Linked DNA regions of Homo sapiens: region 1 is linked to region 2. A link is a loop called in an ENCODE intact Hi-C map of the cell type or tissue named here. Cell type or tissue: PC-3. All regions are shown on one strand.

Evidence for each region. A loop is a pair of places that touch in the nucleus more often than their neighbours do. Peaks named below come from ENCODE experiments on the same cell type or tissue, not always from the same donor. Only the 100,000 strongest peaks of a DNase experiment are listed, where the experiment ranks them.
Region 1: a loop joins it to region 2, with 12 times the contacts of the local background. A loop is called at or near these places in 5 of 110 quality-filtered maps.

Annotation. Positions count from the first base shown.
Region 1 is chr11:78,714,640-78,717,139 of GRCh38, forward strand. The region is part of intron 25 of TENM4 (teneurin transmembrane protein 4); the gene reads right to left. It overlaps LOC124902724 (a long non-coding RNA gene), which reads left to right. Exons shown (of 3, transcript XR_007062800.1): 2 at 1,160-1,413. Among named protein-coding and RNA genes, the nearest start is that of NARS2, 140 kb to the left of the region's middle. RefSeq lists an enhancer at 490-1,689. In PC-3, CTCF peaks have their summits at 1,273 and 1,484; DNase peaks (open chromatin) are centred at 132 and 1,162; H3K4me3 peaks cover 602 bases; H3K27ac peaks cover 2,131 bases.
Region 2 is chr11:78,960,204-78,962,703 of GRCh38, forward strand. All of the region lies in intron 6 of TENM4 (teneurin transmembrane protein 4), which reads right to left. Among named protein-coding and RNA genes, the nearest start is that of TENM4-AS1, 130 kb to the right of the region's middle. In PC-3, CTCF peaks have their summits at 1,168 (motif pointing left) and 1,370; a DNase peak (open chromatin) is centred at 1,118; H3K4me3 peaks cover 2,192 bases; H3K27ac peaks cover 2,009 bases.

The DNA.
Region 1 (2,500 bases), 250 kb before region 2:
CACAAATCCCAGCTTTCTGCTGTGCTGCTCCACCCTCCCATCCTCCCTCCCCTCCCATCCTCCCTACACCTGGCCACAGACCTGTCCCTGCAGCATGCCTCAAGTCTGCCTGCACCTGCTGCTCCTGCTCTGCAGTGTGCCCCGCCCCTCCCTTTCCTACTCACCCTTCACCTGTCAGTTCAAATGCTCCCTCCTCTGCAAACCTTCCCCAGCCTTCTCCCCGTGCATGGAGATTTGCATCCATTCATTGCTGGACGATAGGACATAATGCTGTGACTGTTCATTTATGTGTGTGCCTCCAAAACCCAATCGTCAATACTTGAAGGGAAGAGACTGGATTTTGTTCGTTTTTGTTTTTCCAATGTTCTGCTTCGTGCCTTCTAGCCCATGGCAGCCACTTGTTTTAAGTAGATGGCATGTCTATTTTTAGATTACTTAGGTAGTGTTTGCATTCGCATTATTTAGCTCTTCTTTTACTTCTCTTCTGGGGTTAGCAGTAAACAGGACAGGTATCCTGTCTATTTTGAAATGTCCCCTGAGACTTACCCTATAATGTAGCACAGATTTAAGCTTCCCAGATGACATCAATTCTGGCTACATAAAAGGCGGTGACCTTAGATCCTACTGTGTAATCCTGGGGCAGCCTTGATCTTTCTGCTTTTCTGATGACAGCTCTGAGGCGGGGTGATTTTTTTCATTTCTTTGCACATCACTCATGATAAACTGGTGCTATTTACCTCGGCAGAAAAGGGTCCCTGAGGGGGTATGGTGAGGGGGCCCTGTCCACTTAGATTAGCCCCCTGAGTTTCCAGCTCCTGTCTCCCTGCACTGCTCCAGAGAAGTGTCACTCATGTGGAGTTTCTCAGATCAGTCAATTCCAGGACAGGGTGGCATTGGCAGGATTATCCCAGAGTCCGTAAGAGCTGTGGCTGCATCTTTCAGCCCAAGGACAAATCTGAGGTCTGCTGGTAAGTTAAGCATAGGGAAAACAACAACTAGCTTTGAGCTTAGAAGGTGTAGGCTCTCATTTAGGTGAGTCACCTAAATAGTTCAAATCGTAGGTCCCTTAGCTGTCGAATGACTAAGTCCCTGCTCGGCTAGGCTCACAGGCTTGTCGTTGGGATCAAATGAAATTATACATCTCAACAGCCCTTTCTAGTTTGCAGAGCTCTCTGAACATTCAGCTCATTTCGTCCTCCTGCCACCTGGCCCTGGGAGCTGCAGCTGCATCTATGATGCCCATCTAGACTCCACCAGGCTGCAGCGCCACCTGTCTGCAGAACAGAGCTGCAGAGATGACTACCACTGATAAGAATGCATCTGTGACCACCTAGGGATGCCCATTCTGTCCCAGACACTGCGCTAGCACTTGATGCACACATGACCTCATTTTCTTCACAACTACCATATAAGGTAGGTACTTTCCTCCCTTATATTTCAGAAAACTGAGACTGGAAGAGGTGAAGTGACTTGACTGGGACCACAGATTCCTAAGTGGCAGGATGAAATTCCAACCGAGTTCTGCTTGACTCCAAAGTCTGTGTTCTTTCTACTTCCCCACCCTGCTGCCCAGGATCTAAAAGGTTCCTCTGCCCATATTCACCTGGGAGTACCTGCTCATCTTCTGAGGTTCAGCTTATCTGTAATCCCATTCCTGAACCCCCTCTTCTTCCCCACTGGTAGAACTGGCCTCTTCCTTCATTGTGTCTCCACTAGAGCTTACAAAGTTTATACTTTTAGTATCTGTAGCACCAATTAAACTTTTCTGTTTAATTGTCTGTCTTTTGGATGAAACCTTGAACTCCTCAAGAGGAGGGACTGATTACCAGTCTCTGCGGCTTTGAACTGGGCTGATGCAGAATAAGTACTCCAGAAAGTTCTGCTGAATCAGCCTCCCTGGCTGGAGTATACATAGGAAACGCTCACTGCTAACAATCTTAGAGTGATGGTTCTCAAACATGGCTACACATCAGAATGGCCTGGAGAGATTTAAAAATAGCCCTACCCATAATGATTGAAGGGTGTGGGCATCTATACCTTTGAGATCTCTCCAAGTGACTTGGAGGCACAGCCAGATTTGGGAACCATGGCCTTCGAGCAGTTCTTTTTCAACTTTAATGTGCCACCTGGAGCCCTTGCTAAAATGCACATTTCAATTCTGTAGCTCTGGGGCGGGGAACTTGAGAGTCCACATTTCTAACAATCCCCAGAGCAGGCCAGTGTTGCTTGTCTGTATTTTGAGCAGCAAGGCCTTAGAATACTCTACAAATCATAAATGTCTCAGAGCATGAGACGGAAGACGGCCTTCAGTGGAGGCCTCAGGCCTGGCTGTGTGGACAGGGAGCATTTCCTGGAAACGGACCATGTCTGATTCTGATTCAATTCTGATGCCCAGTATCCTGAGCAGGGCTGGACACAGAGTAAGATCACAGCTTCATTTTCAGTTTGCTGTAGAAGTCTCTAAGGACCCACATTCTCTTCCAGTTCCTCAAACATAACC
Region 2 (2,500 bases):
AGGCATAGAGGAGTAGGGACATTGAACCACCAAGAAAACAAGCCCACCCCAGGGAGCACTGAGAAAAAAGGAGGAGGTTTGGGTCTTGGTCATGGAGAATGCAGGGTGTAAAATCCTGTCAGAAGAGAATCATCAAGGACAAAGATCTCTCTGATTTCCAAAGACAGTGGAAGCGGGGAGGTCCTAGCTAGAAAAGGAGGGTAGGTAATGACCGCCCTTCATTGTCATTTGGTGGGGGAACTCAAGCCAGTTCTCAGAAGAGCTCAGGTGACTTTCACCACATGGCCTTCCATACCCTTCCAAGGTTCACACCTATTTACAGCCCAGGCTCTCAGGTTTAAAAGAGCTGGGGCAGGCTTCCCTTGTCCCCACCTCAAGTTCTTTGTCCATGTGTTCCCTCTGCCCAGAACACCCTTGGTAATCTCTGTCTGGCACACCTCACTAATTTCTTCAAGTCCTGTAAGTGCCTCCTTTAGGAGGCATTTCCTAATTCTCTTAGGCAGAGTAGAGGCTTCTTCCTCAGTCACAGAACATACTAGGTTCCTACCGCCTTTGCCACCTTCGGCTATAATGATGTACTCCCAAGAGAAAAGATGGCATCTGACATTTCTTGGAGCATCCCCAAGTGCCAAGCAGTGTGCTGGGAGCTTTCACAGACAGGCTGTCTGTAAATCCCCTAGAGGCAGGTGGAGGGGACCAGGCAATGACTAACAGTTACCACACTCCTTCTGTGTTCCAGGCACTGTGATGGGTGCTCATCATGAGGTGGGCACTACAATGGCCACTTGACCCTTGAAGAAATAAGCCTGGAGAGGCAATGTGACTTATCTAATGTCCCACAGCAATAAAGCTTGTATGTAATTCAAAGCTGTTTGGTTCCAGAGCCCATAGACTGTCTTATCCCTCTTTGAACCTCTGCCTCCTTTTTCAGAATCTGGCCTGGAATTTAGTACCACACAAGCACTTATAAATAAATGTTTGCCAAATCAACACAAAACCTACAGTGTTATTTGTGGGGAAACAGTTTCATTTCCTCTCTTCTCCAAACATCAGGAAATCCTGGGGCTATTAAGGTGATCCTAGGTTACCTCATGTACATCCTGCCCCACCTCTTAGAGGTTTGAATTCCTTCCTGGGTTTCCTTGCAAAGAAGCTGACTGGCCTCTGCTGGACAGAGAGGGCAAGCACCTTGGCTCAAGTCTAACAGCACCTGATCAGGGGATACAAGCTGGTCACCCTGGAGCTCTTCTGCCATACCCCACCTCCCACCTTAAGAACACCAGGACAGAGCTCAGAATAAGAGAGCTTGCAGATCCATGCTTAAACCCAGTGGCTCTCTCTGCAGCCGGCATTTAGCCCTGCAGCTGGCTGGGGCTTCAGGGCCGCCTGTCTCCAGGCTCTGTGAAACTGGAGAACTTTTAAAGCCAGCGCTGTTTTATGGGTAATGGGGTAATCCTTCTCAGTTTTTCCAGTGAAAATGGGGACACTAAAATACTGAGTCTCTGGGCATGGTTGTGACAGTGCCTGGCACAGTCCCTGGCACAGAGTAGGTAGTTGGTTGGTGTTGCCTATGTCTTAACCTTTTTTTTTTTTTTCTGTCTGTGTCAATCTTTGTCTCTACCTTTACCTGTCTGGGCCTTCACCTGATGTTTCCTTCTCGTGATGTCTGTCTGTGCATCTTTGTCGGTACATCTGCCTGTCCGATGTCTCTCATGGGGGTTGGGGACAGAAGCAGCCCTCCAACTCTTGCACACTCCAGCGGCGCCGCGGGGCAAGAGCGGGGCTGCCTGAGCCCGCGGAGCCACGTCAGGCCCCCAGCTCCCCCGGATCCCACCACGCACCAGGCCCCTCCGCCCGGCAAGTGGCCCAAGCAGGCATCCGCAACGGAAGGACAATTTTAAAAACAAACCCTCAAAAGTAGGAAGAGAGAGGGACTTACCGTTCGCCGCGACCCCCAGGCTGGCGGAGCCACTTTTAACTAAGAATGAATTAGGGACAAACTCTTCCTCAGAGTCTGAGTCCGGGGTTGGCTGGGCCACACCGTTGCCTAGCAACCGCCTCTGGCTCTCATTGGCCGGAGGGGAGGGGGGCGGGGAGGGGGACTGCTCAATAGGGGTTGATGAAGCAGGATGAACAATGCAAGGGAGCACCTGCGAACCACAAAGACAAACACAGACAGAAAAAATAATGAAAATTGATTTTGAGGCACACGGGGAGGGGGAGGGAGCAAAATAAAACACTCATCAACGGGAAGGGGGGGCTCCCAACACGGGGCGATCTACTGCACACGTGGGCCGGGGGCGGGGCTGATGCCTCCACAGAGAAAGTTGCTGCAAACTCCTTCTGAAGAGCTGGGGCCTCAGTGCAGGCTGGCAAAGAGGGAATCTCGGAAGCACACGGAAAGCCTTTTCTGTTCTGCCTGTTCTTTAAGACATACCTGAAAACCCGGGGTCTAGTCCTGACGGGGCTAGGTGATCTATCAAACAGCTGCCCCTCTCTG